Linked DNA regions of Mus musculus: region 2 is linked to region 1. A link is a loop called in an ENCODE intact Hi-C map of the cell type or tissue named here. Cell type or tissue: heart. All regions are shown on one strand. Each heading gives the region's core, and the rest is flanking DNA. Links, peaks and the distances in the headings are about the cores only.

Evidence for each region. Hi-C counts contacts between places; a loop is a spot of excess contacts. Peaks named below come from ENCODE experiments on the same cell type or tissue, not always from the same donor. Only the 100,000 strongest peaks of a DNase experiment are listed, where the experiment ranks them.
Region 2: it touches region 1 in a loop (2.1-fold over the local background); 4 of 42 quality-filtered maps call a loop at or near these places.

What each region holds. Positions count from the first base shown.
Region 1 is chr14:50,916,686-50,932,018 of GRCm38, reverse strand. It overlaps Osgep (O-sialoglycoprotein endopeptidase), which reads left to right and starts at 7,126. Exons shown (of 11, transcript NM_133676.2): 1 at 7,126-7,355; 2 at 11,970-12,089; 3 at 12,228-12,403; 4 at 14,088-14,183; 5 at 14,516-14,565; 6 at 14,709-14,787; 7 at 15,154-15,219; 8 at 15,315-15,333. The coding sequence starts at 7,241. Apex1 (apurinic/apyrimidinic endonuclease 1) reads right to left here and starts at 7,070. Exons shown (of 5, transcript NM_009687.2): 1 at 6,990-7,070; 2 at 6,695-6,806; 3 at 6,315-6,502; 4 at 5,666-5,858; 5 at 4,831-5,563. The coding sequence starts at 6,749. The coding sequence ends at 5,046. Pip4p1 (phosphatidylinositol-4,5-bisphosphate 4-phosphatase 1) reads left to right here and starts at 1,170. Exons shown (of 7, transcript NM_001033271.5): 1 at 1,170-1,406; 2 at 1,695-1,885; 3 at 2,329-2,435; 4 at 2,712-2,817; 5 at 2,961-3,013; 6 at 3,108-3,198; 7 at 3,982-4,804. The coding sequence starts at 1,244. The coding sequence ends at 4,125. RefSeq lists a promoter at 6,878-7,350. In heart, for the core only: no CTCF peak of the experiment used is centred there; DNase peaks (open chromatin) are centred at 6,458 and 7,118; H3K4me3 peaks cover 3,037 bases; H3K27ac peaks cover 2,128 bases.
Region 2 is chr14:51,081,638-51,096,970 of GRCm38, reverse strand. It overlaps n-TTtgt1 (a tRNA gene), which reads right to left and starts at 8,321; the gene lies at 8,249-8,321. It overlaps n-TYgta10 (a tRNA gene), which reads right to left and starts at 7,482; the gene lies at 7,393-7,482. n-TPtgg5 (a tRNA gene) reads right to left here and starts at 6,324; the gene lies at 6,253-6,324. Rnase4 (ribonuclease, RNase A family 4) reads right to left here and starts at 971. Exons shown (of 2, transcript NM_201239.3): 1 at 498-971. It also overlaps Ang and n-TLtag2. In heart, for the core only: no CTCF peak of the experiment used is centred there; DNase peaks (open chromatin) are centred at 5,850, 6,300, 7,510, 8,260 and 3 weaker places; H3K4me3 peaks cover 4,238 bases; H3K27ac peaks cover 3,199 bases.

The DNA of each region.
Region 1 (15,333 bases), core at 2,848-10,847:
CATTTTCAGAATTAAAAAAAAATTATTATTATTATCTTTTTTAGGCGCTGAAAGGGAACCTAGGGCTTCCAGCATGGTTACCATTAAGTTCACCAGATAGCATCACCATAACCATCCTACAGGAACAGTCTCTCATTTCCGTTTGTGAGTCAAATCGGACTCAAACTCATGATCCTCTTGCTTTAGCCAGCCTCAGACTCAGCATGCGCACTAGGCTTTTAGACAGTCTTCATATAGCTCAGGCTGGTCTCAAACTCTTAGCCAAACCCGAATGTCTGATCCTCCTGTCTCCATCTTCCATAGTCTGGGATTACAGCCCTACACTGTGACCTTCTGTTTTTTTAACTTTGGACGTTTTTATTTTATATATATGTGTGTGTGCCCACGCACTTAAGCCACGTGTATGTAGCTGCCGGGTGCACAATCTCCAGGAGGTAGAGTTACAGGTAGCATCGGCCCTAGGACTCAAACTAGGCTCCTTTGAAAGAGCAGAAAGTTCCCTTAACCGCTAACGCATCTTCCCAGTGCCCCGCCCTCTTGTATTCTGATCCTCCTTGTGTAGTTCAGTGTTTCTCTCCGCTACCCTGGAATTCCCTTTCCTAACTCATCTCCCCAAGTGTTGCATTTACAGGCATACGCAACCACATCACCACTACTCGGGGGCCTTGTGCCAAGTCAGACAAGCGTGCTAAGCCCTCAAGCTCCCGGTGGCTTTTCGATTCTTGTCCAGGTTTTAGGGCGGTTCCCGCGGCCCAGGATACCAGCCCTGCCAGCCAGAAGGCAGCCGCCCTCACGTTCTGGCGCTAAATTTGGGCCAATAGGGTTACGTCCCACGGGAGACTTGGGCCCAATGAGGAGCGACTCACGCGACAGGCTGCGCACGTGACGCGTGCGGGGCAGCCGCCCACCTGGGCCGGAGGTAGCGCGACCGCCCCACTTCCAATCGCTCGCACAACTTCGAGTCACGTGCAGTGTTTACGGACTCAGCAGCTACGGGAAGACCATGTGACAGTGACGTGACACGTCTCTCTCCAATGGAGAAGGGACGCTCCCTTACAAACCGGGAACTGTTTCAGGTCCACGAATGACAGCGCAGAGGGGCGGGGCCAGCCTGTCACGTGAGCGGGGCGGCACTGGCTGCGGGCGAACGCGGCGCGCAGGCGCCTTAGGGACCCGGTAGCGACGGCGGCGGCGGCGGTGGCAGCGGCGGCGGGAGCTGGTCGCTGACCGAGCGGGAGTCGCCATGGCGGCAGACGGAGAGCGCTCCCCGCTGCTCTCCGAGGCCGGCGATGGCGGCGCTGGTGGCAACGGCTTAGCGGGCCCGGGCGGGAGCGCGACCGGGCCCGGTGGAGGCCTGACGCCCTCCGCACCTCCGTACGGAGCCGGTAAACATGCCCCGCCCCAGGGTAAGCCGGAGGTCTGAGGTGCACGCAGGCCTAGGGGCGGATCGGGTCAGGGGGCGGAGCCTGCTTCCGCGCCAGGTGTGGCCCCGTGGCACCTGTCACGGGGCGAGGCATCCTCGGTCCGCAATCACTGCCTAAGCCTGGCCTGAAAGCGGGTTTTGAGGAAACTGATCTGAGCGCTTTTTTTGTGAGCAGCGGATCGAGCTTACTCAGAGGGTTCCCCACGTCCGTGGAGCATCCGTGGGAAGTGTTCGAATGATGATTTTGGGTTTATCTGCTTCCTCTTCGTAGCATTTCCCCCGTTCCCTGAGGGACATCCAGCCGTGTTGCCTGGAGAGGACCCACCCCCCTACTCACCCTTGACTAGCCCGGATAGTGGGAGTGCCCCCATGATTACCTGTCGCGTCTGTCAGTCTCCGATCAACGTGGAAGGCAAGATGCATCAGCATGTAGTCAAATGTGGTGTCTGCAACGAAGCCACTGTGAGTTATAACTATCTGCAGAATGGGCCTTGTTTCCTGGATCCTCTTTCTGGTTCAACACCCTGTTCATGAAACTTTCAGTTCCTGCATCTTGCAGCAGCCATTTCTTTAGAAGCCACTCACTAAAAATAACGTTCACCAAGCTCTCACTTTTTGATCTTTCCTGGACCTGAAGTGTAGTTCTCACTGGCAGTTGTTGCAGTTGCTTTTGATTTTTGTATTTTGGGGTTCTCTGCTTTTCTGAGACGATCTCACAATGACCCGGGTTCCCATCAGACTCTGCAATCTTCCTGCCCCAGTCTCACAGGCACACTCTACTCTGCTGGCAACATTTGTATATCTCAAATGTCTGATTCTCTTTCTCAGTAATGTCCTTGCAGAGGACTGGGATAATGGGCTTCTCTGCTGAAATGCCCATTGTTCCTTTATTCATTGTTCTCTAGCCCATCAAGAATGCACCTCCAGGAAAGAAGTATGTCCGATGCCCCTGTAATTGTCTCCTTATCTGCAAAGTGACTTCTCAGCGGATTGCCTGCCCTCGGCCCTACTGGTAAGAGACCTAAGAAGAGAAGGCCATATGTAAGGAAAGTTGTAAAGCAATAGGGAAACAAACAAACAAAAAAACAAACAAAAATCTAGAGCTGGGCAAGGTGGTGCATGCCTGTGTTCAATCCCAGCACCTGAGAAGTGGAGGCAGGAAGGCCTGTGTAGTAGCACCTTGAATGTCTAGTCATCCTGCCTACACCTCCTAAGTGCTGGGATGCAGTGTGTCATCAGATCCAAATAGAACTAAGAATTTTAAAAACATACTTTTCCCCCTGTATAGCAAAAGAATCATCAACCTAGGGCCTGTGCATCCAGGACCTCTGAGTCCAGAGCCACAGCCAATGGGTGTCAGGGTCATCTGTGGACATTGCAAGAACACGTTTCTGGTGAGGAGGGATATTGGGAAACCCTGGAGGAGGCAAGTACTAGGAATAGTAGTAAATCCTGAAAAGAATTTCCTCCTCCCCCCTGCTTTCGGGTTCTCATGGAGGAGAGCCTTCTTTCTATGGCTGTTCTTCTTTTTCCATAGTGGACAGAATTCACAGACCGAACCTTGGCACGATGCCCTCACTGCAGAAAAGTGTAAGTGGTTAGGGATTGTACTGGTGACTGGGTGGTGGGTGGCATAAAATCAACAGGGCTATTCCAAATATCAGTTTCTATTGGCTCCCCACAGGTCATCTATTGGGAGACGATATCCTAGGAAGAGATGTATTTGCTGCTTCTTGCTTGGTTTACTCTTGGCAGTCACTGCCACTGGCCTTGCTGTGAGTAGCCTCAATGCAAACCTCTTACCAGCCTCATCACAGGCTAAGATTTGAGAAGGTGATACCTTAAAGAATGGTGAGAGAGCTGGTGTTGGGTTCTGTCCCTGTAATCAAAGAATACAGGCAGTTCTAAGGTAGCCCAGGCTACATAGCAAGACCCCATCTATAATACAAAATGAGGGAGTAGGTTGTTGCCAGCTGCAAATGTGGCTTAGCTGGTAAAAGTATTGGCCTAGCTTGCATGAACACGATCATCCAGCACCACACAAACTGAGCAGAACTGAGCATGGCGGTGCAAGCCTGTGGTCCCAGTACCTAGGAGGTAGAGGCAGGAGCATAGAATTTCAAGGCCATTGACTATAGGATTTGAGGCTGTGCAGGGTACCAACATGAGACCCTTGCCTTATAAAATAAAAACCTAAAATGAGTCTGGTGATAGGATGTAGGGGGAGTATACTTTTAGGTAGAGGTGAACTAAAGTTAAAATTCACTAATAAACTAAGAAGCTAAACAGTGTCCCCACTCTGGAGAAAGAAATGAGTTATCAGCAATCCTGGTTCACTCAGTAGATGTGAGAAATGCTGGCAGATGCCTGGGATGGCAGAGTACTTTACTGCTTAAGGGAAGGAAGCACTAAACCACCTGATCTTGGAAAGACCCCTGAAGGTGTTACAAGTGATTGGGGTACAGAGACAGAAGTTTGCATTGCATTACTGTTTCTAGGACTTTGAAATAGTAGATACCAAAAGTAACCTCATCTTTTTCTTCTTCCTCATCTGTCAGTTTGGTACATGGAAGCATGCACAGCAATATGGAGGGATCTACGCAGCCTGGGCATTTGTCATTTTGTTGGCTGTTCTATGTTTGGGTCGGGCCCTTTATTGGGCTTGTATGAAGGTCAGCCATCCTGTCCAGAACTTCTCCTGAGCCCCTTGATGCAGTCTGTGCCTGACCGCTGCCTGGTACCAACAGTAACACTACAAAAGGCTCTCTGGACTTCTACAAGGAAGCCAAACAGCTGCCTCCCTTTTCCCTGGGGAGAGGTAGGAAGGAAGCAGTCCCTTCCTTCCTTATGTTTGGAAGGGTAGGTAAGACCATTGCTGGCTGGCTGCTCTCTTCCAGGGGTTGCTGTTTAGGGTAAATAGGCAACATTGCCCCTAAGCCTGGATCCTAAAGATGGTTCTAGCCATGCCCTTCCTGTACGTGCTCCCGAGAACCATTCCTGTCCCTTAATACATTCCAGGGCAGGGTTGGGGTGGGAGATGGGAGGGGGTGTTCCCCTCCCTCTGTGCACCATTAGGACCTTGCTGCTGCTATTGCACTTCACCAGGGGCTGGCTCTGGCCTCAATACCCAGTCTCTTCTCCCCACATTTCTCGTCCTGTGGGGTGGGGTAAGCCACTGCTCTGTACAGAACTATAGGAACTGATGTGTATATATATAACTATTTAATATGGGATATGTTCCCCTAATCCTGTACTTCCCTGAATTCCTCCTTCCGATTTTACTTCCAGTTGCAGTATTGAACTGGGCTGAGGTAGGGTCACTGTCTTGGGAGAGGTTAGGGACTCATCTGTGCTTGTAAATAAATAATGTCATGACTCTAACCTTTCCCACTTAACAACTTTTGTGTATGAAAAAGGGAATATGTAGTTTTCACAAAGGGACAAAGAAAGCCAAGCTGAAAGTAGGGCCTTTTATTTCTCTTGGATTGTCTAAAGGAAACCAGAAGTTTGGTTTAATGTTTAAAATGAGGGAGCACATACAAAACCAAACACCTGAAGGCTAAAACACCAGACTTCTGCAGAGAGAGCCATCTCCCAGGCAGGAAGCTACTGCAGGAGGGTATCACAGTGCTAGGTAAAGGGTGATGGGACAGTGGTCACTGCCAAGAGCCTTGGACCGGATCTTGCTGTCACACAATGCAGGTAAAAGAGAGTGGGAAAGCAAAAAGTAATCAAGGCGCCAACCAACATTCTTAGAGCGGGCATTCATCATGTAAGTCCAGAAAGTGTAAGCGTAAGCAGTGTTGGGGTAGAGATGCCGGAAGCTGTCAGCCAATGGTACAGCTTGTAGCAGTTCCCCAAAACCTTGGCGCTCCTGGGGAGTAAAGCCAGCATTCTTTTTGTTTCCTTTGGGGTTACGGAGGTCAATTTCTTCATGAGCCACATTGAGATCCCCACATAGCACAAGAGGCTTTCTGGAAGCCAAGTCCTTTAGAAACTTTCGGAAGGCTTCATCCCAACGCTGTCGGTATTCCAGTCTTACCAGACCCCTGCCTGCATTGGGAACATAGGCTGTTACCAGGACAAAGGACTCAAATTCAGCCACAATCACCCGGCCTTCTTGATCATGTTCTTCCTCGCCTATAAAAATAAAAACCAGTGTAAAAATTTTAAGAAAGGTCTAAGAAAAAGTAGTAGAGTTAACTGAAGAACATTCAGACATGAATGTCATTAAGGTCTCACCAATGCCATAAGAGACTTTTAGCGGGCACTGGCGGGAAAGTAGGCCCACACCACTGTATCCTTCTTTGTCTGACGGAGCTGACCAGTACTGATGGGTGAGTCCAGGCAGCTCTTGCAGTTCAGCCGGGAGTTTGTTCTCCGAGCACTTGGTCTCTTGGAGGCACAAGATATCTGGTGCTTCTTCCTTTACCCACTGAATGGAAATGTGGAAAATTAAAATTTTATGTGCTACATGCTATACACAGAAGGCATTCGAGCAGCAGAATATAAACAAATCTTGTATGTGAGTGAGTGTCCGTTAGTCACCTGACTGGGGTGCTGGAAACCTAACTGGAACCTTCGGAAGCACAATGTGCTGTCAACTGCAGAACGCTCGCTCCCATTTGGATCTTAAGTAGTTACTGGGATTGAGGATATGCTAAGTAACCCAAAAGCGGGGGGGGGGGGGGCAAACAGTCTAGACTAGTTTTTTTAAAAAATGAAATGAGGGAGTTGTTGGGGTTTATATAGGCTTTTAGGAGCCCTCCACCAACCCCCCGGGGGGGCATCTACAGACGCGAAAAATAACGTTTCAAAGGAAACAAGATGATTGGTCCTTAAGACGAGTCAACCAAGAAAGGTCTACTTCCCGATTCTGAACTGTACTCACATCCAAACCTTTCTTTTTAATCCAGGCTCGAAGCCCATCCACATTCCAGGAGCATATCTTGAGTGTGGCAGATTTGCCACTGGGTGAGGTTTTCTGATCTGGAGGGTCCTCGTACAGGACAGGGCCCTCTCCCGCGGCCTCCTTCTCGGTTTTCTTTGCTGCCCCCTTACTCTTCTTGGTCTCTGGCTCTATAAAATGGGTAAAGTAGTAAGAGCTGGCAGTTCCAACCTCAGGCCAGAGTTAACTCTAACCTCATTAGGCGTTCTAATTACACAAACTTCTCGGAACCCAGCAACGTAACTTGGTCCATATTTACCGTAATTCATGGCGGTCTAGTAAAGCCCTGAACTTGCCTGGGGGGTGGGGTTGGGCACGCTTACCCGACTTGGGTTCTTCCCCGTCGTCGGCCGCCGCTTTCTTTCCCCGCTTTGGCATCGCTGTGACGAAAGCCCTTAGGCTCCTGGAGCACCGAAGCAGTGTTTACTGCGCTGCCTGCAGATAAGAAACGATGAAATCAAAACACAAGGAGAGGCAGCGAGGCGCCTCCCGTAGGCGTTTGCACACCCGGGGCTGCGGTTCTTCCGGCCTGGCCCGCCACGAGCAATGCAGCCCCTCGCCCGCGTTAGGCCCTTCAGCGAGCAGGGTCGCGAAACGCGCTAGAACAAGGTACCTGACCTCCCAACGAAGCCAGAGACCCTCACGGCACAAAGAATGGAGTCTGCCTGTTCCCACGTGGGCGATTGGTGTGGTCACGTGATTCGAGGGCTCCGCCCCCACGTGGTTCTGGAGCGCGATGATTGGTCCTCCTGGCACCTCGTGACATAACTTCTGGCGCCCGAAAGTCCCTTCGCTTGGTTCTGGGTTGTTCGTGGTAGTGCCGGTTACAGCTCGTCACTCGGCCTCACGACCGGGAGCCGTGAGGCACCATGCCCGCGGTGCTGGGGTTCGAAGGCAGCGCCAACAAGATCGGCGTGGGCGTGGTCCGCGACGGCACGGTGCTGGCGAACCCGCGGCGCACTTACGTCACGGCCCCGGGCACCGGTGAGTGGCTGCGGCCGCGCTTCCCGGCTCCTTGTCCAGTTTTGTTCTGTCCGATATTCCACACTGTTGCCTATGTCAGATTTTACAGGCTTCCCCACTCCAGACTCCCCTGATTGTGCGTTTGGTTGGTAACTTTTGACTAGAAGAGTCAGACACCTGGGGCTAGGTCACGTGGGTTCGTTCAGGTTTTGTTTTTGGGTTTTTTCATGCATTTTTTTGAGACAGGGTCTCTCCTTGTAACCTTTACTGACCTGGAACTTGCTGTGTAGACTCTTGACTGCTGGAATTAAAGGCATGAGCCACTACCCCCGGTTGTATTCTGATTTTATCGAGCAACTTTAATGAGCTAAGCATCCGAAAATATGTGTTCCGAGGCAGCGCTGTAGATGCACATAGAGATTGGTTTACACTGCACCGTGATAAATATAAAAGTAATCTACAACGAGGAGGGAAAGCTGGAGGAGTTCCTGTATTTTCGATCTGTTTTAGGTGTCTGTTTTTCGGTACTTTTAGAATGGAAATGGGTATCAGTGGGTTTGGACAGTTATGTGAAAAGCACCAGGCACTGCACGACTCTCAATATAGTTACAAGTTGTATTTTGCCTACCCTCTCCCAAAACTTGCACACACATATAACCTGCATGTACCTCTGAAGGCTCCCTAAGCAGGTGAAATGTTTCAGGTTACATAGTAGAAATATATGTGTGTTTAGGACTCACTCTTGTAGGCTCTAAAGCACAGAGGCTGAGATACGTGTGGTTAAAGGGAAGCTACTGACAGTTGTAGTGCTGTAGTTATCATATGTTAAGTCCAACGATATGACCTTTCATAGGGTTCTATGGAATTACAGGAAAAGTTAACAAAGAGTAGGAAGTTTGTAAAACTCAGATTGCTCCTGAACATTGTGTGTGGACCAGCACCATCTCTGAAACCCCAGTAGCCTATGTAGAGGTTGGAAAGCTAACAGAGTGTGTGGTGCAGTCTGTAATGGTGACACCTGGGAGACTGCGACAGGATCTGAGTTTAAGGCTGTCCTATGTTGTGACCTTGTCTCAAAAGTAGAGATTTGAAAAGAGAATATCTTGGGCTGGAGAAATGGCTCAGTGGTTAAGAGCACTGATTGCTCTTCCAGAGGTCCTGAGTTCAATTCCCAGCATTCACATGGTGGCTCACAACCATCTATAATAGGATCCAATGCCCTCTTCTGGTGTGTCTGAAGACAGCTACAGTGTACATACATAAAATAAATAAATCTTTAGAAAAAAAAGAAAAGAGGATGTCTTAAAACCTAGGCAAGTAGAGTATGTTTTTCTACATCGTTAAAACGTGTCTTTGTTGGTTTTTTACTTCTTTTTTTTTAATATTATTTTTATTACGTATTTTCCTCAATTACATTTCCAATGCTATCCCAAAAGTCCCCCATACCCCCGCCCCCCACTCTCCTACCCACCATTCCCACTTTTTGGCCCTGGCGTTCCCCTGTACTGGGGCATATAAAGATTGCATGTCCAATGGGCCTCTCTTTCTAGTGATGGCCGACTAGGCCATCATTTGATACATATGCAGCTAGAGTCAAGAGCTCCGGGATACTGGTTAGTTCATAATGTTGTTGCACCTACAGGGTTGCAGATCTCTTTGGCTCCTTGGATACTTTTTCTAGCTCCTCCATTAGGGGCCCTGTGATCCATCCCAGAGCTGACTGTGAGCATCCACTTATGTGTTTGCTAGGCCCCGGCCTAGTCTCACAAGAGACAGCTATATCAGGGTCCTTTCAGCAAACGCTTGCTAGTGTATGAAATGGTGTCATCGTTTGGGATGACTGTCTATGGGATAGATCCCTGGATATGGCAGTCTCTAGATGGTCCATCCTTTTGTCTCAGCTCCAAACTTTGTCTCTGTAACTCCTTCCATGGGTGATTGCTTCCAATTCTAAAAAGGGGCAAAGTGTCCACACTTTGGTCTTCATTCTTCTTCAGTTTCATGTGTTTTGCAAATTGTATCTTATATATCGGGTATACTAAGTTTCTAAGCTAATATCCACTTATCAGTGAGTACATATCATTTGAGTTCTTTTGTGATTGTGTTACCTCACTCAGGATGATGCCCTCCAGGTCCAACCATTTGCCTAGGAATTTCATAAATTCATTCTTTTTAATAGCTGAGTAGTACTCCCTGTGTAAATGTACCACATTTTTTGTATCCATTCCTCTGTTGAGGGGCATCTGGGTTCTTTCCATCTTCTGGCCATTACAAATAAGGCTGCTATGAACATAGTGGAGCATGTGTCCTTCTTACCGGTTGGGACATCTTCTGGATATATGCCCAGGAGAGGTATTGCGGGATCCTCCAGTAGTACTATACTATACTATGTCCAATTTTCTGAGGAACCGCCAGACTGATTTCCAGAGTGGTTGTACAAGCTTGCAATCCCACCAACAATGGAGGAGTGTTCCTCTTTCTCCACATCCTCGCCAGCATCTGCTGTCACCTGAATTTTTGATCTTAGCCATTCTGACTGGTGTGAGATGGAATCTCAGGGTTGTTTTGATTTGTATTTCCCTGATGACTAAGAACTTTGATCTTTTCTTTTAAGTGCTTCTCAGCCATTCGAGATTCTTCTGTTGTGAATTCTCTGTTTAGCTCTGTACCCCATTTTTTAATTGGGTTATTTGGTTTCTTAGTGGTTAGCTTGAGTTCTTTATATATTTCGGATATCAGTGGGATTAGTGACAATTTTTTCCCCATTGTGTAGGTTGCCAGTTTGTCCTATTGACTGTGTCTTTTGCCTGAACAGAATCTTTCCAGTTTCATGAGGTCCCATTTATCAATTGTTGATCTTAGAGCCTGAGCCATTGGTGTTCTGTTCAGGAAGTTGTCCCCTGTGCCAATGAGATTGGGGCTCTTTCCCTTCAGTGTCATTATATCTCATCTTAATGTGCATTTACCACATTTAGGTTTTGAAGAGCTTTTATTTTTTTATTTATTTTTGGCTAATGACATTTCTTGCTGTTTATTTGTCTTATACTATGGAAAAGATGTTAGACAAAAAGTAAGACTAAAGCCAGGTGTGGGAGCATAAACCTGGAATTCCAGTACTCCAGGAGGCAGAAGCAGGCAGATCTCTGAGTGTGGGGCGACCCTAGTCTGTATAGCAAATTCCAGGCCAGCCAGGGCTACATCATAAGACCTTGTCTCAAGATAAACAATAAAAAATGGAATCAAGTCATTTACTCTGAGTTTAGAGAGGGAGGGAAAGCAGTGGGGGTAGCTTGGAACACCAGCAATACCTAATATTTGGTCCCTGGAACTGCTAACAAACAGAGCCTTGGTTGTTCAAGAACTTGCAGAGGAGACAGACCGAGCACTGAAATGGCTATCAGAAGTTGGCTACGACCTGTATACTGAGAACAGTTGTGGAAGCGGACCTTACAGCTAAAGAAATACATACCAAAGAAGTCAGAATGGACCAATCAGTGATTATCGAATATTTGAAAACAGCTGAAAAGTTAAAATGAAACAAAACAAAAAAACCCTCAGTAAGTTGATGCCTCATAAACAGACTGAAAATCGAACAGCCATTGTTTTCAGTTCTCATGCATGAACCATTTCTCAGATTGTGATGACAACAAGTAGACTGTACAGGAAAACTAGTCACAGCCAGCTTAGTGGCTGGACTGAGAAGCCCCAAAGCCAGACTTTCACCAAAAACAGTCCAGTCACTGGTGGTCTGCTGCTGCTCTGACCCACTACAGCTTTCTGAATCCCAGAGAAACCATGGCATCTGAGAAGGGTACCCAGCAGATCATTGAGATGCACCAAAACTGTAACTCCTGAAGTCAGCAGAAAGAGCCCTATTCAGAGCAATGCCTGACTGCATGTGGCATAACCAGTGCTTCAAATCTGAATGACCAAAGTGGAGCTTTGCTTTATCCACCACATTTACCCGACCTCTCATCAGCTGACCACCGTGTCTTCAGAACCTTGACAACTTCTCTCAGGGAAAACATTTCCACTACAAGCAGTATGCAGAGAGAGCATGCTTTCCCACCGCAAGCAGTATGCAGGGAGAGCATGCTTTCCCACAGTGAGCGGTATGCAGAGCATGCTTTCCAAGAGTTTGTTAAAACTTTGGTTTGTTGCAGGAATAAACTCATCTTTTTGGCTTATTTGTGTGTTTGTTAGTTTGTTTGAAACAAGGTCAACAAATCCCTGGCTGTCCTACTCTGTAGACCAGGCTAACCTCAGACTCATGGAGATCCACCTGCTTCTGCCTTGCTGGGATTAAAGCTTTGCACCACCACCACCCAACTAACTGGTTTGTTGGCAAAGTGTGTTAAAGTGGTTTGTATTTTGATGAATAAAAATGTATTGGCACACGCCTTTAATCCCAGCACTCAGGAGGCAGAGACAGGCGGATTTCTGAGTTTGAGGCCAGCCTGGTCTGCAAAGTGAGTTCCCGAAAGCCAGGGTTATTCAGAGAAACCGTGTCTCGAAAAAACAAAACAAAACAAAAAAAATTAGTGATTTAAGGTTCATAGCCCCATATCACAGATCCCTTTGCACCAGCCTAGCACCTGCCTTCTTGTAGTTCATGTTCTATATGCCTTTCCTTAGGATTCCTTCCAGGTGACACGGCCAGGCACCATCGAGCTGTTATCCTAGACCTACTGCAGGAGGCGCTAACAGAGGCAGGATTGACCTCCAAGGACATTGATTGTATTGCTTTCACCAAAGGTAAGTCTGGGAGAGTTGTCAGCAAGGGCAGTATGTGGGTGGTGGGTACAGACCACCACCATTACACATTTTCAAATCTACTTTCTCTACATACTTTTCCTAATTTCTAGGATTCTAACCACATTTGTACGCTGTCAGGTCCTGGCATGGGATCCCCATTGGCTTCTGTAGCTGTTGTTGCCCGTACAGTGGCCCAGTTGTGGAATAAGCCTTTGCTTGGCGTGAACCACTGCATAGGCCACATTGAAATGGGCCGTCTCATCACTGGAGCCGTTAACCCAACTGTCCTGTATGTGAGCGGAGGAAATACCCAGGTACTTAAGAGGACTCTTTGTATTCCATCTTAATGCTAAGGTATTCTACCTGAGTTATAGGAGCTGCAAGAGCAAAACCAGGCTCATTCAGACCTAAGATATTATAGAGAATACAACAGAGATATGAAGTTGCAAGCTCTGGAGACAAATTAGAATATTTGAACTTTATACATACAGCTAGAATTTCTCATTTAAAAAGAAAAGAATGTGGGTTTCTTAACTTCAAGATAATGTCTCTCTCTTTTTACTTGTGTGGGTGTTTTGCCTGAATGCACATAGGAGCTTCAGGAAGACAGAAGAGGTTATGAGATCCCTGGGAACTGGAGTTATAGACAGTTGTGAGCCACTGTGTGGGTGCAGGGAATCAAACCCAGGTCCTTTGGAACAGCGGTTAGTGCATTTAACTATTGGACCATCTCTCCAGCCCTATAAATATATTTTTTTTCCCTTCATTTATCCACCCTGCTCTCCCTCTTTTCTAAAAGTCAGGGTCTCCAGATAACCCAGCCCCAAAGTTGTGGTTCTCCTTCCTCAGCCTAAGCAACTGGGATCACAAGCTACTGTGTGATGTGACTGTGGCAGGGACTCAATGCAGTAGACAGCTTCCCTTGTACTATTTTGATCTTCTGAACTCCTCCCACGTGCTGGGATTACAGACTTGCACCACCATGCCTGGCTCACCTTTTTCTATTTCTGACGGAATGTCTGTGTAGGTCACCACAACAAACTCAGTTTTGCCTGTTTTAAATTCTTTTTTTGTTAGTTTGGGTTTGGTTTTTTTGTTTGTTTTGGTTTGGTTTTTGTTGGTTTTTTTGTTGTTGTTGTTTTTTGTTTTTGTTTTTTAGACAGGGTTTCTCTGTATAGCCCTGGCTGTCCTGAAACTCACTCTTTAGACCAGGCTGACCTCGAACTCAGAAATCCGCCTGCCTCTGCCTCCCAACTGCTGGGATTAAAGGCAGGCAGCACCACTGCCCGGCTTTGTTTTAAATCCTTATTTTTAGGTGTGTGTGTGTGTGTGTGTGTGTGTGTGTGTGTGTGTGTGTGTGTGTGTGTGTGTGTGTGTGTGTGTGTTTTGTTTCTTAAGCTGTATAATGTGAGATGCTTCAAGAATTTGTGTGCAGTCCCTGCCCAGGGGCCGTACTCATCCTCTGCATCATTACAGTTTTGGTGTGTGGGCTACAAATTAAGCACCAGTTGGTTGGTTCTTGGAAGAAAAAAATTTTTTTAATTATTTGGCAACTTTATACATGTATGTAATATATCTTGAAAATATCTGGGTTTATTTTGTGTATGTGAGATGTGGGTATGTGGGTACACACATGTTATTGTATATATGCACATCAGGGGACACACTTTCAGAGTCCACTTTATGGTAAGGGATCAAACTCTGGTCTCTAGGCTCATGTGCAAGTGTTTTTGCCTTTTAGTAGCTCCTGGTGTGGTTTTCTTGAGACAGCATCTTGCTATGTGTCTAGGCTGCCCTTAGCAATCACTGTGTAGACCAGCATGGCTGCCTGTCTCAGCCATACCTGTACTGGAATTGCAGGTATGAGCCACTATAGACAGCTTCCCTTTCTTTCTTACTGGAATGTCTAGTGGCCATGTTAGCACTATGCTATTTTCTTCCACATAGCTGAACACCCCATTTTACAGACTGAAAGCTTCATGGTCTCACTCTTCTCAGGTGATTTCCTACTCAGAACATCGTTATCGCATCTTTGGAGAAACTATTGATATCGCCGTGGGAAACTGCCTGGATCGTTTTGCTCGGGTGCTGAAGGTAGGCGACTGAGACTGTAGAGTGTATAAGATGTGGGTCTGGGAAACAAAAAGAAGGAAAAGGCAAGAAGAAGTAACTAGATCTTAGGCTTCTTGTATATCTAAAGTTAGTCTTTGTCATTATATTTAACATAGGTAGAAAATTGAGCCCTTATGTATATGTGTATCTGTTAGTTGTTACTAATGTGTCTGTCCATGTGTATGGTTTATAAAAATATATACCAGTTGCTTGTTGGTTTGGGGAGGAGCCCCAGAGTGCTGAGTAGATATGAGAAAAATGTGTTTTACATTGTTCATTCATGGTTCTCTACTTCTCTCTCCTCCTGCTGATAGATTTCCAATGACCCCAGTCCAGGCTACAACATTGAGCAGATGGCAAAGCGGTAAGAGGATGTGAAGGCGAAGAGCCCTGGCTGTGCAGCTTTAGAGACGTCTTTTCGTTTATGTTAATGAGGTATGGGAGGGGTTCTGGAGGGTGAGCAGCCAGCTGACTCTGGCTTTAGTGCTTTTATTCATTTCTACATAGAGGCAAGAAGCTAGTCGAGCTGCCATACACTGTAAAGGGGATGGATGTCTCGTTTTCAGGGATTCTGTCTTTCATTGAGGTGAGTGTGAGTGTTAGGAGAGAGAGAGAGCAATCCCTGCTTTTAAAATGACATGTCTGCTTTGCTCACCATTATTTCCTGCATAAGCGCTCGCTCATAGTAGGTGCTGAATAGATTCATTTAGCAGGTACTGGATATTGTCTATGTGCCAGGCACTACTGCAATGATTGGGATACAGTACAGGACAAAACAATCCCTTCCTAAAGAGGAAAAAGATTTTAAAAGGAGAAGCCAATGTGGGGGTGCATCCCTCCCGTAATCTCATTGTGATGAAGTCAGTGATCCTTCCAAAGCCAGGAGGTTTTGTTTTTATGAAAGCCTCATACTGGTATTCATGTTTTTGGATCGCTGCCCCTTTAATTGCAGGATGCAGCGCAGCGAATGCTGGCCACTGGAGAGTGTACTCCTGAAGACCTGTGTTTCTCCTTACAGGTAAGTGAAAAGCTGGGGTGTAAAACATGCTCTAGACTAGAGCTGAAGTAAAATGGGATATGCCTCTGAGGTTCCCCCGTGTCTGTCCTCCACAGGAAACCGTGTTTGCAATGC
Region 2 (15,333 bases), core at 3,496-11,495, 160 kb before region 1:
AGACAGGCTTTCTCTGGGTAGCCCTGGCTGTCCTGGAACTCACTTTATAGACCAGACTGGCCTTGAACTCAGAGATCTGCCTGCCTCTACCACCCCAGTGCTGAAATTAAAGGTGTGGACCACCACCACCAGACTCGGGGTTTTCCTTATTATTCCTGCCAAGCCAAGCTTGTTATGGAGGAAACACGACAGATCACATGCCCTTCTGCAAATGGCTTCCTAAGCCTTTGGGGGCTTTTAATCACAATTGAAGAAACCCTCCTATATCTCCATCTCCTTGATCGAAATCCCATTAATTGCTTCCCAGATACAAACCACACCAAATAATCCTGTTTTCATTTTAAATTTTAACTCTTACTCGTTTTCTTTTTAATGTGCAAGTTTGAGTCCAGAAAGCGTAAGGGGTGTTAGTCAGTTTCACTAAAATAGATGAACTGCTAGAAAGAGCACAGAGGAAAAGAAGCAGAGAGTTGAACACCCACAAGGAAGAATCTTACCAAAGCTGGCCAGCTTTCCTCCGACTGGGAATGTGTCCAGCTGCGTGCTCCTGGAGACAGGGTCCTGCGGTGTGAAGCTAGAGGCTCCTCACAGGCTGGTAATATACAGTGCTCATGTGACGGGGTGGGGAGAACCTATCTAAGGATCTTTACTTTGGCAGCGACTTGTAAACCAAGGCCACTAATCATGGGCAAACAAGGAGTCATTCACCTTTCCCCTGAGCATGCCTGGGTCAAATATTAACCACCTGGTGGACCACACATCTCTTTCAGCAATGATAATGTTTGCTAAGCACGGCCTTTTGTTCCTAAGCTGCCTCTTTCCTTATGTGTATGGTCCTTATCCTTGCTCAGGGTAGGACTGAAGTTTCACTGTGCATATGCCATAGATCCAAAAACATATTATCCCTGACGTTCAGGCCAACTTCAGGAACTACTTTGAAAGAAGTCTAAAGGAAGGAGTGAGGCAACTGTGCCCCCACCTCTCCAACCCCCAGAAATACACACAGCACTTCCTGGGCTCCTCCTCCCTCTGTCCATCCTCTGGAGAAAAAAGAATATATATTTATGGCTACTCAGCTTCCTGTTCTTTAAAGCACAGTTGCAAAACCAGCTGTCTACATCTAAGCATTATGGGAACCAAGTACAGAAGAAATTATGCATGTCTGCTCTGCTTATGAGGTAACTCTAAGATCGAAGAGTAGACAAGCCACGGGGTCAGACTTCTAAAACCCAGAAAGTACACAGTGAGGTAGTGAAGAAATCTACTAGAATTGTTCTAACAGATTCATCTTCAAGGCTGGACAGATCGCTCAGTGGTTGCAGGCACTTACTCAGGTTCAGTTCTCAGACCCACATGGCAGTTCCCAACCATATGTAGTGATGCCTTCATCTGGTCTCCCTGGGCATTGCATATGTGTGGTACACAGACATACATGCAGATAAATAAATACATACAATTTTAAAAGTTGCCATACATTTATCTTGTATATAGGGCAAAGTTGCAATATTTTAGCTCCTTGTCAATTTCTAGATTTTGCTCCATCATTGTGTAGATATTTATGTGTGATTTAAGCTGTACTAATTTCTAAAAGCAAAAATAGGGATGGGAGACCTACAGGTTGTCAGCGGAGTAGAGGTGGAGGCAGGGGCAAAGCATCTCTCACTGTGTGGAAGCGTGCTGGGGATGTCTGAGGTGAGTCTGGGCACAAAAAAAAAAAAAAAAAAAAAAAAACGAGAGCATCAGCTGACTCGCCGTAGCAGGAGGAAGAATTCAGCACTCCAGCATCTTCAGACTCCCTCAGCAAGGCTGGTCCTCTGTGTGGCAGGAACAGGGAACCCTCAGAAAGCAGCAAAAATGCAAGCAGGCAGCTTTGGGGCGCTGACTTGCAGACATGTTCACACCCGGACTTGGGAACACTTGGGGAAGACTGCACTGGTATAAAGGACCCACAGTACGGTCGGGATGGATCTGGATTCACTTCCGTTGGTGTAACTGAAGAAATGGGCTGCCAACATTCCTTTAAGTTAGTTAATCTCAGTGTCTCTCCATTGGGTGGATCCTTTCCAGAGAAGAATTTTTACTTACTCATTTCTATATTCTCAGTGACTGACACATAAGTCCTCATCAACTGATCTAGAGCCTCTAACCACGAAAAACATTCTGGGCTTCTCTTTAAAGGTTCAGAGATGCAAGATTTGGTAGCAGTTATTAAATAAACTTGATTGCTAAGCCGAGCAATCTCTGGCTGTGGGAGCTGGAAGATGCTTCCCCTGGGGTCTGATGAGGTCATTGGAGGTGTTGCAATGAACCTGGGAGTGTTCTACACTTGCCTGCAAAAAGTTCTGAAATCAGTTAGTTTGCCTTCACCAATGAGCTTTTGTTCCTGACCACAGAGCAGACTCTAAGAGTGTAAAGTCTTTTAAAAAGCAAACCCCTAATTCCAGCAGCACTTGGGAGGCAGAGGCAGGTGGATCTCTGTGAGTTTGAGGTCAGCCTGGTCTACAGAGCTAGTTCTAGAACAGCCAGGGCTGTGCAGAGAAATCCTGTCTCAACAAACAAGCAAGCAAGCGAACAAGCAAAAGCTGCCCAGAATGTGCACATCGCAATGGATACACTTCCTAAGAACGGGGCCTGACAGCTTGAGAAGGAAGAGTGGCTGGCATGAAGACTTGGAAAGGGCCCAAACCTCAACACTTTTCAGCTTTGTTGAGGCACAGCCCAGCTTGAAGGTCCCCTTTGTCCTTGTCTGCTCCCTCCTGCACTCAACCCAACTGTGAGCTGAAAGGAAATGAGAAGAAGACTAAGCTGTTATAGCCTAATTTTGGGGTACTAGAGTCCCCTGAAAGGGAGACCTAGTCACATCCTGACCAGTGTCCATTAGACAAGTGCCAAGCATGTTTTGACAAATGCCAGCATTTAAACTGTTTCAGAAGTACAGAGAAAGATAGCACTCAGGGTCTTCAGGGTGAGGCCACTCTACTGGTATCCAACCTGTCACCGAAATGCTCAGTGTGCAAACATACTATGTATGGTGGTGCCTATTTTAAATTAATCACACATTACTTTTAAACAGATGTGGAAGGACTGAGTGCTAGAGTCGTCACCCACTCATTGTTAGGAGAACAGCCAGTCCATTGCAAAACCTGGATGGCCTCATCAATTCCCAGGAGAAATATCAGCCAACTCCCATAGCCAGAGATGATTATATCAATGTGGTCTTTTTCTGATAAACAACCACAAAACAGAGGCACTTCACCCACACCTACAGCACACATACAGACACAAAATCCACTAGTCTAACACATTAACTTGCTCAAACACAGCAGCTTCCTTTTTTTTAAAGAGCAATGTCAGCAGAGTACCAGGAAGCAGCCAGAGACAATTAGCAGTCAGCAATCTTCCAGGAAGTCGCTGGCCCCTCACCTGACACCTCGGGGGATTTAGAACCTGCTCAAATCCCTGACAAAAGGCCAGGGCTCTTTTTCTTTGTCTCTCTCTTTCTTTCTTTCTTTCTTTCTTTCTTCCTTCCTTCCTCTCTCTCTCTCTCTCTCTCTCTCTCTCTCTCTCTCTCTCTCTCTCTCTCTCTCTCTCTCTCTCTCTCTCTTTCTTCCTTTCTTTCTTTCTCTCTTTCTTTTTTTTTTAATTTTTACCCAATTTGGCCCATATTGAAACAGAAATGGGTATTTTTTTTTAAATTTATAATTTATTAAGATGGAAGGAAAAACTCTGTGTGTGTGTGTGTGTGTGTGTGTGTGTGTGTGTGTATGTGTGTGTGTGTGTGTGTGTGTGTGTGTGTGTGTGTGTGTGTGTGTGTGTGTGTGTGTTTTCCAGAGCTCAGACCTAGGACCTCACATATGATACATAGACTACCATTGAGCCACATCCCCAGGCCTGAATATTATATCTTTGTTGGTAATTTTAATTCGTATAAAACAACTACCAAATTTTAAAAAGTATTTATTAAAATATTTAACCTCCTGAAAGCCATCCTCCTTTCCTGGAATTTTGTCTGTCTCTTCTCCAAGCCAGTAATATCCATGACACATTCTTCTTCTGATATTTCTAGTGTTGGCACATTCCTCTCTTTATACAGAGTGTGTATGTTTGATTCTGTCCTTAGGGCTCATTATAGAGTAGAAGGCACGGGGACACTAAAAATTCCTTTACACTGCTAACATACTACTCAGTCAGTAACGAAGTAACAACTAGAAAAGGAAAGCTCACCAGAGGGCCCCCTGAGGAGTGGGGGCTCCCCTGGGTCAGGGAGAATGGAAACAAAGACCTGATGACATCGGACATTTCCAAACACGATACAAATTAAACATTACTTCCCAACATACTGGGCTCTGCTTGCAGCCACTCTGAAAGTAACTGCTTACATATAGTGCTCTATACTCAAATGTGTACACAATGGAAGATCTCAAGACATGTTTTACCAGCCTGCATCAGTACACTTTTTAATCCATGCTTGAAGTCACACTAAGAATGCCTCCAGTGGACAGCTCTATGGCGTTTTGTGGGGTGCAGAAAAAACAGGGGTGAGGGGGAACCACGAACCCCGACAAGCTAAGCCGTTGTCAAACTGATGACTCCCCCAGGCCTGATCTCGAACTGTAGCTAGTTCACGTTTTCTAATCACCCCTGTTTAACTAAGCTTCAACTCCACCTTCTCTGAATCATGTGACTGAGGTCCCACTGCCCCATGAGATCGAAATGAGATGATCTCTCAACCTTCACTGTAAGGAAGAGGGAACTGAAGAACAAAGAAAGGGACATTAACTGACGAAGGAGCATTTGGTGTCCCTGTGAATGGAAGCTTTCCAATGCATGACACAACTTTTATGATTTCTAGAAAAATCAAAACTCATGTTTAAAGCAGTATTGAAAATTACTTAACACTGATTATTTCCATAACTCTCTAAAACATCTGATTGTTTTATCATTATATTATTTCTTGAAATGAAACCGCTGCAACTAGCAACACTAACTGGCTCAGAGCTGGGTGGTGCTCGTTTATGAATAGCCAAGGCAGCTTTTTTGGAGTTTGCCAGAGGCTGTTCAGACTTGTCTGCTAACTGAAGTTTCTAACGACTGCATGTATGGACTGGCTATGAGATTCCTGCCATCACAGACCGAAGGACTGGCCCACTGAAGATGTCCCAATAAAAGGACAAGGTTTCTACTATCCTCCATCCGAAATAAAGATGCTCCATCGTTGCGCTGGCATGGTTTGATGTGCTGTCTCAGACATAGCGGATCCCAACTGTTCAGTAAGAAGGCACAGAGGATGCTGTTGACCGGTCTCCAATGGTTTCACAACACACTTAAACATGAGTTAAGGGAGGGAGACAGGAAATACAAAAACGAAAACACCACTTATCCTTGCACAACCTTGACAGACTTGCATAACAAATCTGATATCAACCTAGGAACTCTCAAAATTTTTCCTTATCTGAGCAAACGCGGGCTTCTTGGAATTCCTCCCTTCGCGGATTCTGCGGTCCCCTATGAGCCCTGGTTCTAGACAATGGACATCCACGCTGGACTCTGGCAAGATGCGAAAAGCTAACTGTGGAAACAGCGTTGAGCCCCACCACACCTCAGCCCCGCAGTCAGACCTGAGAAGTCGAGAAGTCATCTCCCAGGAGCCCCACAACTGTCCTTAGTAGGAAGGGACTTCCAAAGCCAAACCTGGAGGGACAGAAGTAGAAACCCACCTGGACCCGGAACTGGAGGCGGCAGCTTTGTTTCTCACTCCTTCCTTCCTGTTGGGATGGCGAATAGAAGAATGAAATTTCCTTTGGAATCTCGTCCCCGATATGGGTGAGGTCGGCGTTGCCTGGCCACGCAAACAGATTGGGGCGGGGTGCAGAGGAGTGGAGGGTGGGCGTTCCAGCCTCGGTGGCTGGGACCGCACCCCATTCTTCCAAGGATGCCCCTCCCCATTGGGTCTGCCTGCAAAACCCAAAACAGTAACTCTAACTTCCAAGCAGACAAGGTGGGTTTCTGTACAGAAATCGGACTGGTTGATTTCTCGAGGACGTCCATGACTGTCAGGAAGACCCTGGAAGGTTCTCCCCTGGAAGGTTCTCCCCTGGGGAGCTTCAGGAATCTAGAAATTTGGTGCTACCCTTCTGTTGTATATCATGTGGTGCCGCTCCTTTTTGTAGGTCTGACAATGCACTAGAAAGTTTGTAGAGTGGTGAACATTTTGTCTATCAGTTACTAAAAAAGAACGATGTAAAAAGTACAGGGCTCGTCCGGGATTTGAACCCGGGACCTCTCGCACCCAAAGCGAGAATCATACCCCTAGACCAACGAGCCATGTGGTAGCTCAGCTTGCTCATCAATCTAGCATGTTTTAACACAGCAGGGCACCAAGTGGTTCCAGCGGTTTCCGGTTTCGGAGAAATTTTCTTTCATTGTTATTTCCACCCAGTTTTGTCAAGTCCCATCCATTAATTCCTGACCTATCCCTTCTTATTCTCTATCCACTTCCCGAATAACTCAAGGTTCAGAATGGGATCAGAGGATGCAGCCTTTCAGATTTCAAGTCACAGGCCTGCGTGATCGCTAACTCCAGAAGGAACTGGAGCGAGCCGAGTTGGCGCTGCGCTCTTCGAGTGGAGCCCAAATGCAGGGCAGCGGAGTCCTGAGTCTCCGACAAGCGCAGGGCGTGTTCCACATACTTGCGACCACCTCTGCAGCCACAAAATCTTACATGTAGGCAGGCAAGAAGGAGGCACAACAAAATATTGGGGGCAGAAGGAGGCTGCGGGTAGCCTGGTAGGCTGGTGGCAGATAAGTTTGCTATTATTCCGATATTCTGTAGACCTTCGCAGTTTTCCTGAGTAAGAACTGCGTTTTCAATCTCACTTCCCTTGTTTAAAGTACTTCATCCGTCTGAACTTTATACTCCTCCAGCCTCGTCAACAACTCACGTCAAATGCTACATAAAATACCTAAATAAATAAAGCGTCACTTTGCCAGTTAGTGGGGCGATCACCGGGGTCAGAGGTTTTAACGTTCGGCAAATCAAGGTCCCTGCTGGCCATCAGAGCGCTAAAAAAAAAAAAAAAAAAAAAAAAAAAAAAAATGTACACAAACAAGCCCAAGGTTATGTACCTTGCGAGTCTTTGATGTCTGGACTTCGGATAAGGGGCGGCACGGTAGACTCGGAAACTAAAATTAAACAAGGAGGGAGCCAGAAACCAAACTCCAAGACTCATTTTCCTTTTGGTAACTGTTCAATTAGAGATAGGTATAGTGATTGAGCAAACCACTTTCGGGAAAGAGAGATTGCTAATGTTAGTGAGGACGAGCAATGATCAACCAAACACTGAACAAAGAGCCAGCTTATCTCAGGGGTTGAGAGCCCAAAAGACAGGCTACTCCTTCGAGCCGGAATCGAACCAGCGACCTAAGGATGGCTGCAACGAATGTAACTACAGTCCTCCGCTCTACCAGCTGAGCTATCGAAGGGAAGCACAAGCAGTGCTCTTTCGAAAGTGGTTTTCAGTAGGTAGGAAACCATTTAGCCGACTCGGCCCTACTTGTGGCTTTGGGTATGTGGAGCTCTACTCGGACACCCTGCCGGGATCGCCGTCCTGTCCTCCAGACAACGCCAGAGCTTTAAGGATGCCCGCCTCCGGGTGGGAGCACGCATGCGGTGAAGCGGGCACCAGAGATCCGAAAACAAGCGCTATGCACCCGAACCGCGCGACACTCTGCAGGTGGGAGGCGTGAGATGCCACCACAGCTAAGAAACCCAGGGGCTGGAGGCGTGGCTTGAACTGTGGTTAGCCTGGGTGAGATCCCAGGTTTAACCTCAGCACTTATCAATAAAGAAGCTCTCCTTGGAGAAAGGCCATTCTTTTTACTGGAAGTCATAGCCACAGCCGTTTTGAGTCCATTCCATGGTTTAGTGACCAAGGTCTCACGACAACTGCGGTGCTTTATTTCCTGCGCGAGACAGTGAAGTATCTGGATTCCCAGGCCTCTGGCTCCTGTACCTGTAGCCTCCCCGTACAGCACGAGGGGGCCAGTCCTACTTCTTTCTGCCCAACTTTTGTAAGGGATCAACTTTCCCTTCGTCCGATCTCCGTGCGCATAGCAGGCTGCCCCCCTTTCTCAGAGTGCAGAGCGCGCAGGGGTGTGGGATTGCACTGGAACAAAAAGCCAACGACGTTTTTGGAAGTTTAGCGACAGACTGCCAGAAAATCCTGTGCTCAAAAGTCTAGGTAGACTCAGGCCCCAGCGAGATTTGAACTCGCGACCCCTGGTTTACAAGACCAGTGCTCTAACCCCTGAGCTATAGGGCCACACAGATCACAGTTTCTCTCTTTCTTAGAAAAGGATTCGGTTGCTGGTTTTTTGGGGGCGTTAGAAAACAAGCAAACTAAAATTATATTTTAGTCCATTTCTTATCCGGTGTTGGAATTCAGTCTGGGCTCACTGGGAATGGTATAGTAGAGGATTCTGACAGGAATCACTACTATCCTAGATTTGAAGAAATATGACCGCCCCCTCACCACCACCACCACCTGCATGTCCTTCAGTGAAATCCGGAACAGAAATCCAGCGCAGGGGAAGAAGCCTGCCTCACTCTGGTTTTTGTCCTTGACTCCAGACTTCTGCCACACACCTCTTAACAGATACCTTCCTCTCAATGCCAGAACAAGAAACTCCCAGTTTTCCATTTAATGCGTTCCTTCACTCAGGAGACTCCAAATTCTCCGAATTGCCTTTCTGTGCTAGGCTCTACACTAGAAGCTAGATAGGGATTCCGTTTGGTGTTTTGTTTGTTCGTTCGTTTTTTAAATTAATGTACTTCGCTGACTATTTTATTTTCCCCCTCGGGTTTTTTGTTTTGTTTTGTTTTGTTTCTGTTTTTATTTGGGGGGGGGTGTATTTATTTATTTGTTTTACTTTTTTTTTTTTTTTTTTTTTTTTTTTTTGTGCATCACGAGGGTGCCTGGTGTCCGTGGCTGTCATAAAAGGGCGCCAGATTTTCTTACAGTTATTGTAAGTTGTTGGGATGACGCTCTTTGGGAAAAAAAAAAAAAAAAAAAAAAAAAAAAAAACCTTAAATACTGAGCCAGTTCTCCAAACTGGAGTTGGAATCTGATCTGAAGTCATTGTCATAGGTTTCTGGGGAGAAATTCTTTCAGTGTCATGAAACCGGAATGAAAAGCAAGCGCACCCAGTGTAACTTGCAAGTAAACAATTTGGAGGGCCCTGAGAAAGGGAGGCTGAGTCTCAGGTTAGAGAAGGCTGAGATCTGTCCAATCCGAGGGTTGGAAGATTCTTGGTAGACAAAAATGATGAGTAAAGGCCAAGGAATAGCAAAACATTGAGAGCTATACAGTTAGAAAGTTGTTGGTCCACCCTCCTCAAACTGACAAGAGATGAGACAGGCTAGGTTACAGGAATGGCATTAGACTCTTTTGAAAATAGAAAATGGAAATTCACCAAGCATGGAATGCAACTGAAGGGAGGAGAAACTAGAGTCAGGAGACGAGAGCCATGTAAGCACGAAGCTGTGATAGCCAGGGGCTACAAAGGAAAGACTAAGAGACAGGGAAAGGCTTCCTTTGAATGTGGTGGACAGAAAGGAGAGGTGATTCACTATCATACCTTGCTACTTGTGGGGGGGGGGGGGAATCTTCTCCTTCAACAGAGAAACGGAATACAGAAAATGTGGTACATTTACACAATGGAGTACTACTCAGCTATTAAAAACAATGACTTCATAAAATTCTTAGGCGAATGGAAGGAACTAAAAGATACCATCCTGAGTGAGATAACCCAATTACAAAAGAACACACATGGTAGACACTTACTGATAAGTGGATAGGAGCCCAAAAGCTCGGAATACCCAAGATACAATTCACAGACCACATGAAGATCAAGAAGTAGAAAGGCCAAAGTGTGGATGCTTTGGTCCTTCTTAGAAGGGGGAACAAAACACTCAAAGGAGGAAATACAGAGACAAAGTGTGGAGCAGTGACTGAAGTAAAGGCCATCCAGACACTGCCCCACATGGGGACCCATCCCATATACAGTAACCAAACCCAGACTCTATTGCAGATGCCAAGAAGTGCTTGCTGACAGGAGTCTGATATAGCTGTCTCCTGAAAGGCTCTGACAGAGCCTGACAAATACAGAGCCAACCATTCATTGCACTGAGCACGGGGTCCTCAATGGAGGAGTTGGAAAAAGGACTGAAAAATCTGAAAGGGTTTGCAACCCCATAGGAAGAACAACAATATCAACCAACCAGACCCCCCCCCCCCCACGAGTGCCCAGGAACTAAACCACCAACCAAAGAGTGCACATGGAGGGACCCATGGCTCCAACCAAATATATAGCAGAGAATGGCCTTGTCGGGCATCCATGGGAGGAGAGGCCCTTGGTCCTATGAAGGCTCGATGCCCTGGTGTAGGGGAATGCCAGGGCAGGGAGGTAGGAGTAGGTGGGAGGGGGAGCACCCTCATAGAAGCAGGGGGAGGTGGGGAGGGGATATGGAGGGTTTGCAGAGGGGAAACAGGAAAGGGGATAACATTTGAAATATAAATAAAGAAAATATCCAAGAAAAGGAGGGGAAGAAATCTTCATTTCCAGTATATCTGGAAAAGACAGAGGTGCAGCAGTGTCAGGGTCTGGGCGGGAGAAACAGGAGGTGCAGTGTGGTGGTTTGTATGTGCTCAGCCCAGGGAGTGGCACTATAAGAAGGTGTAGCCCTGTTGGAGTAGGTGTGGCCTTGCTGGAGTAGGCCTGTCACTGTGGGCATGGGTTTTAAGATCCTTGTCCTAGCTGCCTGGAAGTCATTATTTTTCTAGCAGCACTCAGATGTAGATCTCTCAGCTCCTCCTACACCATGCCTCCCTGCTCCCACCTTGATGATAATGTACTGAACCTCTGACCTGTAAGCCAGCCCCAGTTAAATGTTCTTATAAGAGTTGCCCTTGGTGGGTGTACATGTTTGCAGCCGGGTGCGGTGGTGCATGCCTTTAATCCCAGCACTTGGGAGGCAGAAGCAGGTGGATTTCTGAGTTCGAGGACAACATGGTCTACAAAGTGAATTCCAGGACAGCCAGGGCTCTACAGAGAAACCCTGTCTCGGAAAAACAAAACAAAACAAAAACAAACAAACAAAAAACAAAAAAAAAGTTCTATTTCCGGCCTTGGTCATGGTGTCTGTCCACAGCAGTAAAACCCTAACTAAGAAATGCATGGAGCACATTCAGGCATTGTTGAGTACACACTATATCTGTGTTTACAGTCCATGAACTAAGGTCATGGTAAGATCATATTAAGTAAGTCTGCGAGTATAGCAGCGCTCTTTCTGGAACGGCAAAGTCTTGGGTTCAATTTCCAGCATTACAAAGACAAATAAAACAAGATAATAAAAGTTAAACTGGGAGTAGTAGCTTCTACTGGTAAATCTGGCCGTAGGATCTTAGCTCTAAGGAACCTGAGATCAAGGCCAGCCAGGGGCACACAGCAAGGCACGTTCTCCATCAGTCAGTAGTAAAAACTAACTTTTTAATAGGTTACTTTCACTTTTTAAAATTGCTTGTTTTATGTGTGGATGTTTTGTCTACATGTAGGTTTGTGCACCACCTGCATGCCTAGTGCAGGTGGAAGACAGAAGGGGAAACCTGATTGCCCTGGAAATGAAGGCGATAGAGTGCTGAACTAGTTGAGTCACTCAGGCAATGGAGTGCTGAGCTAAGTGCTTTTTAGGTGGGTCTTTATGTAGTTCTGGCTGTCTTGGAACTCAACAGAAATCTTCCTGCCTTTGCCTCTCCCTTCCCCACCCCCATTACACCTGGCTTTACAATTTTTTATTTCTAAAACATTTATCTACTAAGGGGTGTGGGGGGACACATCGAATGCTACAGCCACAGCTGGAACACGGAGTCAGAGGCCCTTTCACCATGTGAGTTCTGGAGATAAAAAGATGGCTTGCTGCACTAAGCCATTTTGCCACCGCCAACTAGATTTGTCTTTTATTATTTATTGTTGTTGTTGATGTGTCTGTCTCATATATTTGTGGAATTCAAAGAACAACTTTGAGGAGTCAGTTTTCCTTCCACCTTTATTTACATGAATTCGGGGACCAAAACTCAAGACTGTCTGGTAAGCAAGCGAAGTAAAGGCTCCCCAAGCCATCTCAAATGCCCCAAAACTAAAAATTTAAAAGAAGTTAAAATTTCATATGTCATCCACTAAGTTATCACTCCTGAGAGGTCTGTGCTCTTGGCTAGAGAGATGGCACATCAGTTAAGAGCACTTACTGCTCTTGCTGAGGACCCAGGTCCCAGCATTCATCTGGTGGCTCACAACTGCTCCTAACTCCAGCTTCTGGTAACCCAGTGACCTCTTTTGGCTTCTGAGGGCTCCTGCTCACAGGTAATGCACGTATTCCTGCATGCTCACATATGTATCCATAAATAAAAATATAATTTTTTAAAGTTAGACACTCTGGGGAATCTCTGAACTGGATATTTCTCCGTTCTTGGTTTCAAAGAGCAAGACATTCCCTATACACAAGGAGAGTAAAATCTCTTCTGAGAAGAGCGACAGATTCAGAAAGAGAAACGGTTTTCTAGCCTTAAGGAAGTGAGGGGCCAGGAGCTAGACAGATCCCTGATAGGGAGACAGATGTGGCAAGGGAGCACAGATAAAGAAGGTAAACTCAGTTTCCTCCTCATCCTCAGATAGGTTCATTTAGGGCCAGTTTAGATTCCCTGACGTTCCTGGTCTGACTGTCAGCAGCACCCTCCCTCCTTTGTTTAGCCTGATCAATCCAAAACGAGTGGAGAGGTCCCATTCTATGCCACCAAAAACAAACTTAAACCGTCCAGGGGAAAACACATTTCATTTTCTGGTTCCCATTTCCACTTTGTGTGGAGGGGGGTGGGGGGGGTGTCTTTCTGTATGCGTGCGCTCCCTCACCCCGCCCCTGTGTGAATGCACATGTGCTCACTAACTTCTTCAAAATACCTGTTGCTGCCTGCTGCGTCAGAGATTTCCCCTACCTTTTAGTTATTTAATAGGTGGAGAAAAAGAGCCGGATCATGACCCCCCCAAGAAAATAACAGAGCTGGGCTAGGTCTGGGTGGCTTCAACTTTGCACTGTTTGCAAAAGAGGTAAGCAAGGATCAGGAACATATACAGCCTCCCCGCTTACTGCCTGGTTGTGGAGATTTCCCCCAAGTGTACGGAATTTGGTCAAATGGAAGATGTGATTTGAATATTACCAGGAAAACACAATTTCCGTTTAAAGATGCAAATCTCGTTCAAATATTTCCCAATCCCAATCTTTTTGCTGAAATAGTCACCAGTTTTTCTAGGTAGCAGTAATGGGTTCAGTTTTCAGCTACTGCTACACACACAAACAAAAGGGTCAGATCACCAAAGCGATGTCCTGTGATTTACACCAGCTGTGATCAGGAGCCAGGGGACTTCCTTTCCTGCGCAAGGATCACGTAGGCCCGTGTTTGGTGGGTCCCATGCCAAAAGCTCTAATGAACTACAACTGCGGTGTGGTCACTCTTCCCGAAATCATGCGTCACAGCTCCTGATTCTACAGGTCGCAGACCTGTAAGCCTCTAGCGCGGGGAAGGGGGTATGGTACTAGGGCGAGTGGAGACCAGATCATGCTGACACCTTAGAATCCTGGATGCCTCCAGCAGCGCCCACCCCGGTTCACTCAGTCTGCATGAGCCCCTAGGGAAGAGCGTCTCTGTCATCTCCCGCGGGCGCCGGCCATCTCGGCTTCTACGCAGTGCACAACGCGTCTGCAGCGGCTGGTGACACACTGGACAAACTTCAGCAGAGGAATTGATCAGTCTGCAGACAGCCCTCTCTGGGGTGCGACCAGAAGGGTTGGTTGCAGGACCCACCTCGGGAGGGTAGTTCGTGTAATCCGCTCACTCTAGCGCTGGGGGGGGGGGGGGGGATGTCCTTTAAATCTGGGTTTCAGATTGCAGTTTAAAGAGAAATGGAATCAAGTAAATAGTTAGTGTATACAGAAATGCGCAGACAGCTTGGTAGTGTGGCCGAGCGGTCTAAGGCGCTGGATTTAGGCTCCAGTCTCTTCGGAGGCGTGGGTTCGAATCCCACCACTGCCAGTGTTTTCTTTCCCAAGACTGATTTACTTCGTCTTCATTCTTTCTTTGGTATAATATGTATTTTCTGAGCACCTGCCTCTAGACTATGTCTGTGACCAGAAAAGGACTCAAGCTGACCGCGGATGCTCCGGATGTAATCTGTACACTCTCTGTGGTGGTCAGACCCTAAGATAGGAGGCATTACAGAACTGAAACTCTGTTGGCTCTTGCCTGCCTCTGAACGAAATTTTATGACAGTGTCACCTGCATTTCGCATCTCTGTCTTCATCGTCCTCTATTTCTGCACAAACCACTAGGAAGTGATATAAAAGAACTGAGCCAAACTAAGACCAGAACCAAATGTCCTAGGACAGATTTGAAGTCAGAGACGGCACCATTTCTCTGTTTGCTTGTTTGGGGCCATTTGTTTGTTTTGCTTTGTTTTCAGGCAGAGTCTCAGGCTGGTCTGGAACTTAATGTGTAACTGAAGATGACTCCTGAGCCTCCTGCCTGCATCTTCCACTGCTGAGACAACAGCCTTGGCCCATCATTCATTGCCAGAATTTGAGGTCTTTTAAAGAAACCTTCTCTCATGGTGCCTTTGCTAACCAAAGGTTAAAAACAAACAAAAAATAAAATAAAATAAATAAACGGTCTCCAAATATTGTCAAATGGGACCTTGAAGAGCCATTTTGGTCTTTATCTTTTTATTTTATTGTTTTTTTTTTTACTGGATATTTTATTTATTTACATTTCAAATGTTATTCCCTTTCCAGATTTCCCCTCTGCAAACCCCCTATCCCATCTCTCCTTACCCTGCTTCTATGAGGGTGCTCCCCCACCCACCCATCCACCCATCCACTCCCACCTCACTGCCCTAGCATTCCTCTACAATGGGCATTGAGTCTTCACAGGACCAGGGGCTTCTCTTCCCACTGATGCCCGACAAGACCATCTTCTGCTACATATGCAGCTGGAGCCATGGGTCCCTCCATGTGTGCTCTTTGGTTGGTGGTTTAGTTCCTGGGAGCTCTGGGGGTCTGGTTGGTTGATATTGTTGTCCTAATCCCTTCAGATTCTTCAGTCCTTTCTCCAACTGAGGAGCCCGTGCTCAGTCCAAATGAAAGGTTGGCTGAGAGCATCCACTTCTGTATTTGTCAGACACTGGTAGAGCCCCTAAGGAGACAGCTATATCAGGCTCCTGTCAGCCAGC